Linked DNA regions of Homo sapiens: all the other regions are linked to region 2. Evidence: chromatin loops called from intact Hi-C (ENCODE). Cell type or tissue: PC-9. All regions are shown on one strand.

What was found. Peaks named below come from ENCODE experiments on the same cell type or tissue, not always from the same donor. Only the 100,000 strongest peaks of a DNase experiment are listed, where the experiment ranks them.
Region 1: it touches region 2 in a loop (11-fold over the local background); 2 of 110 quality-filtered maps call a loop at or near these places.
Region 3: a loop joins it to region 2, with 4 times the contacts of the local background. A loop is called at or near these places in 3 of 110 quality-filtered maps.

The regions. Positions count from the first base shown.
Region 1 is chr3:141,189,698-141,194,697 of GRCh38, forward strand. No RefSeq gene overlaps it. Among named protein-coding and RNA genes, the nearest start is that of PXYLP1, 40 kb to the right of the region's middle. In PC-9, CTCF peaks have their summits at 2,767 (motif pointing left) and 2,970; a DNase peak (open chromatin) is centred at 2,774; H3K27me3 peaks cover 1,449 bases.
Region 2 is chr3:141,300,855-141,305,854 of GRCh38, forward strand. It overlaps LOC124909441 (a long non-coding RNA gene), which reads left to right and starts at 2,979. Exons shown (of 4, transcript XR_007096119.1): 1 at 2,979-3,074; 2 at 4,902-5,000. In PC-9, CTCF peaks have their summits at 1,655, 1,854, 2,743 (motif pointing right) and 2,943; DNase peaks (open chromatin) are centred at 1,697 and 2,727; H3K27ac peaks cover 758 bases.
Region 3 is chr3:140,997,228-141,002,227 of GRCh38, forward strand. No RefSeq gene overlaps it. Among named protein-coding and RNA genes, the nearest start is that of SPSB4, 52 kb to the right of the region's middle. RefSeq lists a silencer at 2,903-3,082. In PC-9, a CTCF peak has its summit at 2,989 (motif pointing right); no DNase peak of the experiment used is centred here.

The DNA.
Region 1 (5,000 bases), 110 kb before region 2:
CTTACATTATGTTTTCAAGATTGATATTCTGTTCTACAACTCCAATCAAGGTTTATGTTCTTTGTTTACAGGCTGAATCTAACAACTGAAAATCAAGAAGCAACGTTTACACATTACGACTAGGCAAATATTGATGGCAGTTCAGCCGATACAGTAAAGTACTATGAGCACACTGCTTTTCTTGCAAACTTTTTATTTCTCCTGGAGTTTCTATTTATCTTTCTTTTCTCTTGTCCTATTTGCTTATATCACATCCTCACTTTTTTCAAACTTTCCATCATATCAAATATTCTAAGAAGCAAGGAATTATACTAAAAACATTTAATCACCAACCAACCCAATTTAATTCCATTTATGGGGATCACTTATAGCAGAGAGCAATCAGAATAGACAGAGCCCTTGTCACCAAAGCACCAAGGAAGGGTGCTGGGAGCCCCTGGTTGTGCCAGCCATGAACTTCTCAGAATCCGGATCATGGCAAGGTCCAGGAGATCCTAGGAAGGGGCTGGCCAATGGAAGAATGGCGGCTCATGTTAGCTGCTATTTACAAACCCACTCAGAAGCACTTAAACTGGCACATCCTGGCTAGCCATTGGGCCTGCTAACAAGTCATTTTCCCTGTGCCTTCCTCTCATTTCCATCTAAACTTGCTGCATTCTGGACTTGCTGTCCAGCCCCCTTCCCCACCGGGCTGTGCTGCAAGGGATCTCCTGTGTCCTAGACCCCATGTCTTCTTTCTTGGTTTATCCCTCTTGTTTGTGCTAAATAGAAGATTAAGTTTTACCATTTTATATTCAATTCAGAAGACAATCTTAAACATATTTAACCACCAACTCATTAAAAATTTTTAATCACTGGGCATCTTGTTACAAAATTACACAAAGACTCTGATATTTGAAAATCTCGTTTTCCTAAAGTTACCACCAGTGACATCCTATAGTTGAAAAAATGCTGTTTTGCAATTGCCTGAAAGTCAGAAAACAAGAGAGGAGGCCACAGTAGGCCATCGTTGGTGTGGAATTCCCATCCTCCTCTCGGGATGCTTCATGTACCAGGGTGATGCAGGGGTATACAATACATCAGCTACATCATTATCAATCTAGGTATTAAATACCAATAGATGATTAATTGTGTTCTTGTGATTTAGTTAAAAATTAAATGCAAATGGAAGTTCTAAAATTGTCCCCCTGGATCTCAGTGGGTCATCTTTCACAAGACTTGAGGTGCCCAGAATCCTACTTTTGGTACCACTGCTTTATTCAACATGCAGTTACTGAGTGTTTCTTATGCCCGTGTCTCCTGTTCTCCAGGAGCTCACTATTTAGAAGTGGGCACAGACAAAATAACACACCATGACACCAAGAGTGATCAGTAATGTGATAGAGGGAAGCACAAATGCCTGTGGGGGCACTAATGAGGGACCTCACCCAAAGGAAGCAAAGTCTAATCAATTGCTTAGATGGATGTACAGATAAGTGGGTGCATAGGTGGATGGATGGATGCATGGATACATGGATGGATGGATGTATGAATGGATAGGTAGGTGGGCGGGTTGATGAATAGGTGGGTAGATAAATGGATGGATGGATGAATGGATTGATGGATGGATGGATGGATGGATGGATGGATGGATGGATGGATGAGTGGATGGATGGATGGATGGATGGATGGATGGATGGATGGATGGATGAGTGGATGGATGGATGGATGGATGGATGGGCGGGTGAGTGGATGGTTGGGTGAATTGGTGGGTGGCTCAATGATTGGATGAATGGATGAGGAAACATCACAGAAGGCAGTAGAGAATGAGGGCTCAGTCCTGATTGGAGCAATCATCCCTTCCCTAGACTGTAAGGGGTGGAGACAATATATGAGTCATCCCTGGATTCCAGTGTCTGGCACAAGCCTGACACATGGTAGGCATTCAATAAATGTTTGTCAAGTGTGTGAATCAATGAGAGCTAATGAACACCAGGCATTGAGAGAGTTCAGCCAAATGTCTTACCCTTTCTGGGCCTCAGTTTCCCTCCATGTAAATTAGATATGAAAACATGCACCACCAGAATTTATAACACTACTGGTGCTGCAAAAGGTAGACTATGCTTGTGAATCTGCTTTTGAATTCACTGTGCGGCAGGCCTCAGAGAAGTAGCATCTTTTACTTCACCCAGTTTAGCACTCCACCCTTTGATATGTGTGCATTAGCTTGATGCCTAACTATCGCAACATTGGGATACGTATTGTTATGATCATGTCCCTTTGACAGATGAGGCTACTGAGGCTTGAATGGATGGATAAGCAACCTTGAAGCCAGACCCACCAATCCTGGCTCTGCTGTGTAAATCTGGGCAGATCACTTTACTTCTCTGAACCTCTCAAAGATGTAAAGATTAAATGAGATAAAGCATGTAAAGTGCCTGGCATGCAGGAGGTAATTAATGGTGTTTATTTGTTGCCCAAGCCAGGAAGTTGCAGAGACTGGATTGTGTTCTTTTTACCAAAGCATAATGCTACTGAAGCTTTTAAGTTAATCAACGAAAAAGATTAAAATTCTGGTTGGTATATGGTGCTTCAATACATGTAGGGAAGATTTCAGTAACACACTGTGGAACCTGTAATATCTAGAACAACTCACATTGTCAGTGAGCTGCTGTGGCCGCCCCCGTTTGCTGCTCCACCACTCCTTCCGTGCAGTATGTGTCATTTCTTTTCCCCGCCTGCCCCCTGGTGGTAGATTTGGGGACCACAGGCTCAGTCTCTTAACAACAGGCCTTGCAGGAGAGCCAGGCTCATGGCCGCCCCGCATTGCCCTCTGGTGACTGCTGCTAGTTAGCACTTTGCAGAGAAGGAAAGGAGGAATACCGTATGCGCCAAGGAAAGGATTGAAAATGCACTGGCTGGATCTCACTCTCCTGCTCCATCGTTCACTGGTTGTGTGACCTTGGGCGTATCACTTAACTTCCCTGCATATTAGTTTCCCTTATTGGCAAAATGGGTAATACACCCACTCGGAGTTTTTGTGGTGAATAAGATAACTGAGTTAAAACACCTAGCACAAAGTAGATGCTCCATAAAATGTAACTTCTCTCCCAATAAAATGAAAAATAAACAGTACATCATCCAATTATTACAAACTGCCTTACCAGTTTCATAGCAGAGTCAAGTATCTTGATAGATTGGGCCACAGGGTAGGTCAGTTTAGAGGGCAGGGGGAGATAGACAAAGGGGATTGTTAGGAAAATTCAAGGCTTGGGTCACAGCTGAGGATTGCAGGTAAAGATTCAAGAAGACATTGAAGATCTCTAGTCTAGGGGGAGTGGCCAAGATGGCCGACTAGAAGCAGCTAGTGTGTGTGGCTCTTAGGAAGAGGAACGGAAAGGGTGAATAAATACGCACCTTCAACAGAAACCTCCAGATACTCGCACTGCGACTAATCAAGGAAACAACACGACCAGGGAGGATAGAGAAAAGCAAGGCAGGATGACAGCCCACCTAGGAGCAACATAGAGCCAAGGGAACCTCCCCTGCCCAGGGAAGCAGTGGGTGAGTGGGCGACCCCAGGAAACCACATTTCTCCCACGGTTCTTTGCAACCCTTGAATCAGGATATCCCTTGTGAACCCACTTAGTCAGGTCCTTCAGCCTGACACACGAAGCTATGTGGAGTCTCAGCAGAGCACCTGCTCAGGCACGCGTGCATGGAGACCCAGGAGCTTTGGATACTCCAGCTCCGGGCTTCCCAGCAAAAGTAACCGCAATTCTGACAAAGCAGGTTAGACCCCTATACATACCCCTAGGAAAAAGGCTGAATCCAGGGGGCCAAGCACTAATGGTCTGCAGGCCCCACTTCCACAGTGCCTCACAGGATAAAAATTCCAGCCAGACACCAGTAGCAGCATGGCGCCTCCCTGGGATGGAGCTCCTGGGGGTAGGGCAGGCTGCCAGGTTTGCTGTTAGGGCAACTTAGCTGTTCCAGTCTGTGGGCTTTGGAGAGTCCAAACTGACCAGGGGCAGAAGGGATCCCCCAGCACAGCACAGCTGCTCTACCAAAACATGGCCAGACTGTTGTTCTTTAAGCAAGTTCCCAATCCATTCCTCCTCACCAGGCAGGACCTCCTAACCAGAGCCTCCAGCCACCCCACCAGTGTTCTCTGGCCAACAGAGATTTGAAAACTCCCTGGGACAGAGCTTTCAGAGGGAAGGGTGGGCCACCATTTTTGTTGTTTGGGTGACTTAGCCGTTCCAGCCTGCAGTCTTTGGAAAGCCCACCTGACCAGGGCAGAAGTGGTACCCCAACATAACACAGCTGCTCTGTGAAAGTGTGGCCAGACTGCTTCTTTTTCTTTTTTTTTTTTTTTTTTGAGATGGAGTCTCGCTCTGTCACCCAGGCTGGAGTGCAGTGGCATGACCTCGGCTCACTGCAAGCTCTGCCTCCTGGGTTCACGCCATTCTCCTGCCTCAGCCTCCTGAGTACCTGGGACTACAGGCGCCTGCCACCACACCCGGCTAATTTTTTGTATTTTTAGTAGAGACGGGGTTTCGCCATGTTAGCCAGGATGGTCTCGATCTCCTGACCTCATGATCCACCCGCCTTGTCCTCCCAAAGTGCCGGTATTACAGGTGTGAGCCACCGCGGCCGGCCGCCAGACTGCTTCTTTAAAGCAGGTTCCTGATCCCGTTCCTCCTCACTGGGCAGAACCTCCCAAATGGGACCTCCAGCCACCCCTGCCGGTGTTCTCTGCCCAACAGAGATTTGAAAACTCCCCGGGACAGATTTCCGGAGGGAGGAGTGGGCCACCATTTTTGCTGTTTAGGTGACTTAGCCGTTCCAGCCTCTGGGCTCTGGAAAGCCCAAGCTGACTGGGGGAAGGAGAGGTACCCCAACACAGCACAGCTGCTCTATGAAAGCATGGCCACAGTGTCTCTTTAAGCAGTCCCTGATCCTCTTCCTCCTCACTGGGCAGAACCTCCCAACCGGAGCCTCCAGCCACCCCCACCGGT
Region 2 (5,000 bases):
AATGTTGCTGAACAGCAAATGTCACTGCCTAATCGTTCCTTTGGAAGTTTCGTCTCAGAAGGGTACCCAGCCATGTGAGGTGTCAGTCTGCCCCTACTGGGGGGTGCCTCCCAGTTAGGCTACTCGTGGGTCAGGGACCCACTTGAGGAGGCAGTCTGTCCGTTCTCAGATCTCAGACTCCATGCTGGGAGAACCACTGCTCTCTTCAAAGCAGGGACATTTAAGTCTGCAGAGGTTTCTGCTGCCTTTTGTTCAGCTATGCCCTGCCCCCAGAGGTGGAGTCTACAGAGGCAGGCAGGCCTCCTTGAGCTGCGGTGGGCTCCACGCAGTTTAAGCTTCTCAGACTGCTGTACTAGCAATGAGCGGGGCTCTGTGGGCATGGGACCCTCCAAGCCAGGTGCAGGATATAATCTCCTGGTGTGTCGTTTGCTAAGACCATTGGAAAAGTGCAGTATTAGGGTGGGAGTGACCCAATTTTCCAGGTGCCATCTGTCACAGCTTCGCTTGGCTAGGAAAGGGAATTCCCTGACCCCTCGCGCTTCCCGGGTGAGGTGATGCCTCGCCCTGCTTCGGCTCACTCTCGGTGCACTGCATCCACTCACTATCCTGCACCCACTGTCCGACAAGCCCCAGTGAGCTGAACCCGGTACCTCAGTTGGAGATGGAGAAATCACCCGTCTTCTGCGTGCTCATGCTGAAAGCTATAGACTGGAGCTGTTCCTATTTGGCCATCTTGAGAAGTATTTCTCATTAACTTGCCACCCTTATCAGTATGTCGTAAAGATATTTCCATGTTAAGATGATAGGTGATTGATTGACTGATTGAGATGTATATAAATGTAGATGGCTCTTTATAGCCATTGAGTAATATTTCATGGTATAGATTAGACATATTTTAAAAATCTCATTAAAAATCCATGAAATGGCAACTTAAAGCCAAGGTACTAAAACAGGACTACAAGGCTTTACACAGAACAAAGCGGAGGCTCCTTCATTGTGGTGCAGGTATTTATTGATGTGAGGTTTTTTTGGGGTTTTTTTTGAGACGGAGTTTTGCTCTTGCCCAGGCTGGAGTAGAATGGCACAATCTCAGCTCACTGCACCCTCTGCCTCCCAGTTTCAAGCGTTTCTCCTGCCTCAGCCTCCTGAGTAGCTGGGATTACAGGCATGTGCCACCACCACGCCCGGCTAATTTTGTATTTTTAGTAGAGACGGGGTTTCTCCATGTTGGTCAGCCTGGTCTTGAACTCCCAACCTCAGGTGATCCACCCGCCTCAGCCTTCCATAGTGCTGGGATTACAGGTGTGAGCCACCATGCCCAGCCTGATGTAAGTATTCTTTCTCTAACTTCACTTTAAATGAAATTGAGGATCTTAATCTAATATTGCTATTAAGCCTATTTGAGGGTTTTCATAGCCATAGCAGAATTAGACTTTCTGGAAGATTTAGGTGATTCCTTTTTCCAGAAGTCTTAAAGACTGTCTAGAGAGAGGCAGAGATACATGCTTCTGTTTCTCTGAATCTCAGGGAAGCCTTCTGAACAGATTTAGCAGTCCAGACAAGGGTGGGTGTGCCACCTTGTGTTTAAACACAACCACGAGTAGCAGAAAATAGCTGGGGTTTATGTTGCAGTTGTGGCTTTAAGAGCAGCCAGCACAAAGCTCTGGCCTAAACACCAGTTAACTCCCATTGCCCAAGGCCACTGAACTGAATGTTTGGATTGTCCCCCTGTATTTGTGCCTGCCCAGGAGCCAGCTCAGATGAGTAATAGCTTCTGCTGAAGAGGAAGCGGCTGAATACATCAGAGCATCTGGGCAGGACTTCTTGAAGCCCGACTGCCAGCGGAGACTGGCCTTGATGAGGAGAAGGCATCCCTGAGGGCCAGCTCAGCTCCTGAGAGCTACAGAGCCCCTCAGCAGAGGGATGGCCTGAGGCCTGCCTTCCAGACAACATTGTCAGCAGTAAAGTTGGCCATGTAGTGCCAACTACGTGGTTTCCACAAGTGTTTCTTCATGAATCTTCACAACATTCTGAGGAAAGTCCTAGTTCCCTAATGTGAATGAGGAAAACAGGCGGGGGGAGCCCGGCAGGGGTTGAAGTCACTTTTTCAAAGGAAGAGTCACAGCTGAGTCTAACTCAAGTTCACATGATACCAGTGAACTGAAGAGCACTTATAGCTGGGCATGGTGGCTCATGCCTGTCATCCCAGCACATTAAGCCCAAGAATTTGAGATGAGCCTGGGCAACATAGGGAGACCCTATCTCTACAAAAAATTAAAAGTAAAAAAATTAGCTGGGAGTGGTGGCACATGCCTGTGGTCCCAGGTCCTTGGGAGCCTGAGGTGGGAGGATTGCTTAAGCCCACGGGGGTTGAGGCTGCATTGAGCCGTGATTGTGCCACTGCACTCCACCTGGATGACAGAGTAAGACCCTGTCATTAAAAAAAAAAAAAAAAAAAAAAAAAAAACAACCACTATATGAGATACCATGGGAAAATTTACACCATTTCATTAATCTTCACAATAGTCCTACCAGATAGTATATTTGCTGGCAAATATCGATGAATAATATAATAGGGTTAAAGCAGTTCTACATTTAAATCTAAATGGTTAGGGGAATATTCCAACTCTGCCTCTAACCATCTGTGGCTTGCTATTCTCAAGAAAACTTATAATGTAAAATGTATCTTTGCAGCAGTTACATTACATTCAACCACTAGGGGGCAGCATCAACACAATTTTTCCAGTCTTCCATCTGTAAAGGAAGCAGGGTAGTTTGAGGGTGTTTTAATAGGTTGAGCAGCTGTGCAGGTTTGCCTGGCACTGAGTAGTTTCCCAGGATGTGGGGCTTTCAGTGCTTAAAAAACAGGAAAGTCCCAGGCAAACTGGAACAAGTTGGTTACCCTGGTGTTATATGTTGAAATGGTAGTGAGAATACTACTGTCATTCCCACTTTTACAGAAAAGGGAACCACGAGGAGTAGTTCGTCTGAGGCTCCACACGGCTGCTAGTGTGCAGCAGAGCTGGGATTCCCGCTGTGCCCATATCACACGCAGGACCATGCTCTTAAGCAGGGTATGTGATAATGCCTCCTGAACCATTTAGGACTGCCTTTGGTTCCGTGCTACCGAAACCTGATGACAGTGGCCTAAGCAATAAAGCCTTTCACTTTCGCCAGTGGCGCCATTATGTCATCAGGAACCCAGACTCCTGTTCGCCTCTCACTGGCCAGAGTGGGGCCCCTTGGCTACCTCTGCTGTAAACGAGTCGAGGGAAGTGAGGATCTTTATTGGGCACACTGCTGTCCCAAACAAGCTCAGCCTCCTTTCACTCGAGAAAAAAGGGAAAGTGGGTACTGGGTAGAGAACTCGCAGTGACTACCACACTCTCCAAAGCCACCATTACACTGAAGGTGTGGATGCTGCGCCACCCTGATCCCCCACTTCAGGACTTCTTCCCCCAGTTGCTGGTGGTGCTTGGCTGTCGGTGCTTTCAGGGCACTGCTCTGGAGCAGAGAGCCATCTGCTGAAGGACATGCTCCTTCCCAGGGCAGCCACATCCAATGATTGGTCAGAATAGGGATCGGAAGGCCCAGGGACAACCCTGAGGGGCCATCTCAGCTTCAGAGCGCCTTTGGGGTCAAGCCAAGGCCTTGTGACTACAACATAGCCCAACTTCTGCCTCATCCAGCATCCTTCACAGTGTTGAGAGCACTCCCCAGCAACCCCCTGCACACACGTCTGTCTCAGACTCTGCCTCCTGGGAACTGACCTGAATGGAAAGCAAGCAAATCCTAGAGGCTAAGGTCTCTGCTAGCATGGGCAGGAAAGCTGGACTCATTTCTAGAAAAGGGATAAGTATCTATTGATGACCAATAGATCTTCTATCACTGCCTTTGAGAGGCTTACCATTTTATTGCAGAAGCTAAGTATGCACATAGGAAGCAGTAGGAAAAATTTGATTTCAGACAATCCAAAGCTAATTACAGAGGGCTGTGACTTACCATTTGTTGAACAGATACCATGGGCTGGACACTAGGCTGAACATTCAACTAATGTAGTCTGTGTATCTCACAGTATGAGTGAGCACTTGAAGTAGGCATTTATTATCCCCATTTCACACGTAAGGAAAGGCTCTGAGCTCTGAGGCTCAGAGGTAGACGTGTACATAAGATCACACAGTCAATAGTAAGTGGCCAACTCAGGACTGGAAAGTGAATTATGCTAGACTATAAACTCTTCCAGGTCCCTCTAGCTTGGTACCTCTCCCTGCGCCCCCTACTCTGTTACGTCCACACAAGTGAATAAGTAAACTTGACACTTGGGCTACAGTCAAGAGTCTACTCTGCTCAAGGGGATGATCCCCTTCTTGCATCTCTGTTATGGATATTTATATTTCTAGCTCCTTTTGTTTCTTTTCCCATTTTTTCCTAATGTAGCTTTTCCAAGAAAACGGAATCTTGTTATAATAGATTGTCTTAGCCTGGTCTCCCTTGAAGCAGAGTCTGAGAAAAAAAAAAAAAAAAAAGCTTAAATGTAGTAGTTTGTTAAGTTGGTTAGGGGATGTGGTACCAAAGGAGCAGGAGTGAAAGAGGGGACAGAAGGGGAAGGAGGGAAAGCCAGTGTAAGGATGCACAGGGGCAACTGGGTGCTCTATCCCACAGGACCTCCTAAGAAGGCTTGGGAAATACATCTCAGAACTGTTCACTTGTGGGAAACATTTATCCATTGGCTACCAGCCACAGCTGCCTTCCCTGCTCTGCTGACTTGCATGTGCATGACTGCCCAGCAGGAGGGTGCCTTGTACACCATGGCATCAGAGAAACACTAGGGCAGGAGGCAAGAGAATCAATCTCTCTCTCTCTCTCTCTCCCTCCCTCCCCACCCCCATGTGTGGACACAGTAAGAAGGTGGCTATCTGCAAGCCAGGAAGAGAGGCCTCACTAGCAACTGAAAATGCTGTCTCCCTGACCTTGGACTTCTCAGCCTCCAGACCTGTGAG
Region 3 (5,000 bases), 300 kb before region 2:
TGGAGTGCAGTGGCACAATCTCCGCTCACTGCAAGCTCCACCTCCCGGGTTCACGCCATTCTCCTGCCTCAGCCTCCCAAGTAGCTGGGACTACAGGCGCCGGTCACCATGCCTGGCTAATTTTTTTGTATTTTTAGTAGAGACGGGGTTTCACTGTGTGAGCCAGGATGGTCTTGATCTCCTGACCTTGTGATCCGCCCTCCTTGGCCTCCCAAAGTGCTGGGATTACAGGTGTGAGCCACCGCGCCCAGCCTAACTTTTATTTTAAGTTCAGGGATACATGTGCAGGGTGTGCAGGTTTGTTGCATAGGTAAACATGTGCCATGGTGGTTTGCTGCACAAATCAACCCATCACCTAAGTATTAAGCTATTAAGCCCAGCATTCATTAGCTATTCTTCCTGATGCTCTGTCTCCCTGCCCCTCCAACAGGCCCCAGTGTGTGTTGTTCCCCGCCATGTGTCCATGTGTTCTCATCATTCAGCTCCCACTTATAAGTGAGAACATGCAGATGCACCCATTTTAAATACAGATACACAGAGAGATTAGAAGTAAATAAAAGGATGAAAAGAGATATACCATGCAAACACTAAGCACAAGAAGCTAAGTGGCTATATTAACATCACATAAAGCAGACATACTCCAAGCAAAAGCTTACAACTGAAAGTAAAAATAGACAAATCCATAACTATTGTTGGAAACATCAACACTCCTGTCTTAATAAGTGGTAGAACAAATAGACAAAAAGTCAGTAAAGATATACAAGATTTGAACAATACTATCAACCAACTTGATCTAATTGGCATTTATAGAATACTCCATCCAATAAAGCAAAAAATTTTCTTTTCAATGCATACGGTTCATTCACCAACATAGACTATATACTGGGTCATAAAAGAAGTCTCAATAAATGTAAAAGGATTTAAATAATACAGAGTATTATTTAAAGTAGAATAAAATCAGAAATTAATTACAGAAAAATACCTGAAATATCCCTCCTAATATTCTGAAGTTAAACAGCATACTTCTAAATAATCCATGGGTCAAAGAAGAAATCATAAGATTCTTTAGAAAATACTTTGAGCTGAATGATCACGAAAACACCATATCAAAATTTGTGGGATGCATTTAAAGATGTGCTTTAAAGGGAAATAAATGGCTTTAATGGTAAAAATAGAAAAGTATAAAATAAAAGATCTAAGCTCCCACCTTAAAAAACTAGAAAAAGAAGAGCTAATTTATCCCTAAATAGAAAAAAGGAAATAATAAAGATAATAATAAAGAAATCAATAAAATAAAAAGTGTAAAACATTCATGAACTAAAAGCTGGTTTTTTGAAAGATTAATAAAGTTGATACAACCCTGGCTAGACTGATAAAAAGAATAAGACAGGCTGGGCGTGGTGGCTCAAGACTGTAATGCCAACACTTTGGGGGCCAAGGCAGGAGGATCACTTGAGCCCAGGAGTTCGAGACCATCCTGAGCAATATAGTGAGACCTCATCTCCATCAAAAAATTTAAAAGCTAGCTGGGCATGGTGGCATGTGCCTGTAGTCCCAGCTACTTGGGAAGCTGAGGTAGAGGGATCACTTGAGTCCAAGAAAGTTGAGGCTGCAGTGAATGCACCACTGTACTCCAGCCTGGGTGACAGAGTGAGACCCTGCCTCAAAAAAAAAAAAAAAAGACTAAGACACAAGTTAGCAATATCATAAATAAAACAGAGACAAATACTACCAATGCTACAAATACTGAAATAATAAGATAATAAGCAAATGTGAAGATCTTTATGCCAATAAATGCAACAACTTAGAGGAAAAGAATAGATTTCTTGAAATGGTGATCTATGTGATGCCATTCCTTGTCCACTATAGTCCAGATCCACCTCTCCAGTGTATTGCGGAAGATTTGAACAACACTATCAACGGGAATTCCAGTGGGATGCTCTTGCTGAAGGAAACTTAAGAGGAAAATTGCAGCTGATCTTGAAGCTACAAGTATACTCATTGCTTCCCTCTTCCCCAGTTTATTCTAGATTTCCCCCACTCTCAGGTCACGCTTATGCTGGTCTTAGTGGTTCAAATGATGACACAATGCAGACACTCATCTCTGCAGTGTCTCAATGTCTGGTCACCATACCTTTCTCAGGACAGATCTGCTGCACTTGCCCAGCTACCATCAAAACTGGGAAAGCGAATACCAGGAGGGATCCAAGTGGATCTTCTGGTTCCCCTTTATTCCTCCCTACCCTCATTGTGCAGCAGAAAACCATAAGTTTCTCCTAATGATGAGGGCCAATTCTCCTTGATAAAATGAAGACCCCTCTTCTTGCCTGCTGGCCATGAAGAACTTGACATGCCTAGGTGGCAGATGCAGCTTATGGTTCAAGTGGGTTCTTGGCATAAGTGTTCCTCTCTTTGGGGACCCAGACCTCTAAGTTTGCAGAGCCCAGAGTTGCAAGAAGATGAAACTCACCAGCTAGAGGTGATAGGTGGAATCACCCCTTTGGATGCATGCATTCCTCTTTTTGGGGATGCAGATCCACCTAATAGTTTTCAGTTTGTATACAACATCCTGGAGGATAGTGTCCCATCTTGATTCAGTGTCACCTGTGAACTGGAACTTCAGCTGTGCCTTCAGCAGGCCATTGCAAGCCTATGAGGTCAGAAGCTTTTGGGTGGTAAGTGTGATATAACCAGTAGATCTTGTGATCACAGGCCTGCTCCTATACCTCCTTCCCTGGAAAGTGGGCCCCCTGGTCTGATGTGATGTGCAAATGGGTCATATTTTCTGTAAGTTCTCAGATGGAGGTGCTGTCAGGAAAGGCAAACCCATATGTAAAATATGTGTCCATTTCTGTCCAAACACATTTCTGGCCCTTCCTTAATGCAAAAGGACAGATATAGTCAACTTCCCACTTCCTGGCTGCCTGGTCCCCTCAAGGAATGGTGTCATGTCTGGGGCTTAGCATTGGTCTCTGTTGCTGGAAGGTTGGCCACTTGGTGGCAGCAATAGCTCGATCAGCCTCTACGGGTGGAAGCCCATGCTGCTGGGCCCAGGCAGAGCCTTCATCTCTGCCACTGTGGTGACTTTGTTATTGTGCCACTTGTCAGCACTAGAGTAGGCATTTAAGATTTTCAGAAGCATCAACTCAGATGACTCTGTCACATGTGCCCCATTCTTTCCCAATCAGAGCTCTGGCCTGGGCATAGCAGACCTACTTTGGTTGGGAATTCAATCTTTGGAGCTGGTCTGCTCTGATGATTAGATCCTAGGCTTGGTCCTTAGTCTCCTTGCCCTCCCACTGCAGAGATGAGCCCTTCTTTGTGTGCTGCTAAAGAAGCCCCCCTGGCTTTCACACTTGGCTTTCAATGACCTGCTAATCACTCAGCCATTTGTTAATTTTTTTCTAGAGCTGTGATAGAGCTTATATCTCTATATACTAGTTTCCCCTGATTTTTCAAATGCTTGATATGTTCTACCACTTAGTGCATTTGCCTTTGCAGTTTCAGCTATAAAATAGAAACCTTGCGCTAGATGTCTATCTCTACTTGGACCATATCTCACTCCCTTTACCTTTTTACTCCCTCTTGCCTGGAATGCTGTCATCATGCTTGAGGCCAAGCAACCTGTGACAAGGTAGTCACAAGCACACAGGACATGACTAAGCAGCAAGACAAAGAAATCATCCCAGATAGCAATGTGGAGCAACGGTACCACTCTAGACAACCAACCTTTGATCTTACCATTATACAACAAAAATGAAACCAGCTGAAGCCACTAGATTTTTTATTTCTGTTTCAAAAAAATGTAACTCATCTTAACTGTGTTGATTATCAAAATATTATACTAAGCATTTTTTAAATTTAGATGAAATTAACAAGTTCATGAGAATCACTTGCCAAATTAATTAGTACTGGCTTATGAAGAGAAATTTAATCTGTGGTTTAAAATTTTCTCATAGCACACCCAGAAATCCTAGATTTTAACCATCAAGTTTCATCAACCACTTATGGAACAGATCATTGCAAATGTACGTATATTTTTCCAGAAAACAGAAAATAATGGTACACTCTTTAATCATTTTTTGATTATTATATCTTGATTGCAAAAGCAGGAACAAGAAGGCAGTATGAAAAATTGCAGGCCAATCTCATTCATGAACTTGATAGGCTCAAAGCAAAAGGAATTTATTGATGGCATTTTTAAAAATATAATAAATTTATAATTAAATTGGGTTAATCCCAGTAATACAAGGTTAGTTAACATTTAAAAAATTATCAGTGTAAATTTTTCACATCAGCAGATTAGTGAAGAAAAACCACATGATTCTCACAGGTGTGGAAAAAGCATTTAGTGAAATGTTATATTCATTCGAGATAAAACTCTTTGCAAACTAGAAATGGAAGGGGAATTATTTAACCAGATAGAAAATATCTTCAATAAACCTATAGAAAACATCATACTTAAAGTGACATATTATAGTAGTTTCTTCAAAATCAAGAACAAATCAAGAACGTCTGCTTTTATCACTTTTATTCAATATCATAATTAGGGTCCTAGCCAGAAACAATTAAGAAGGAAGAAATGAAGCTGTTATGATCATCAATATGGAAAACAGAAAATAATCCATAGGTAAATTATTAGAATTAATATATGTTTAACAACATTGCAGGATATATAGAAAACACTGTATTTTATAGTAGGCAAGAAACAAAATATAAATTTTAAATAATGCCTTTTTTATAAAAGCAACCATGAAAAATCATATAGCTGAACATAAAGCTCAGAAAATATAGGAAGAAAATGTGGAAAAAATTATAACTCTTTTGGAAAACTTTTGAAGAAGTCCCAAATAAATGGATAGGAATTGTTATGGTTAGAAAACCTTGGTATTATAATGATGCCAATTGTGTCTAATAGACCTATTGGTTCTACAAAATTGAAGCTCAATAGCTTTTTTCTTAGAATTTGTTAAAATAATTCCAAAATGTACATGGTAGAA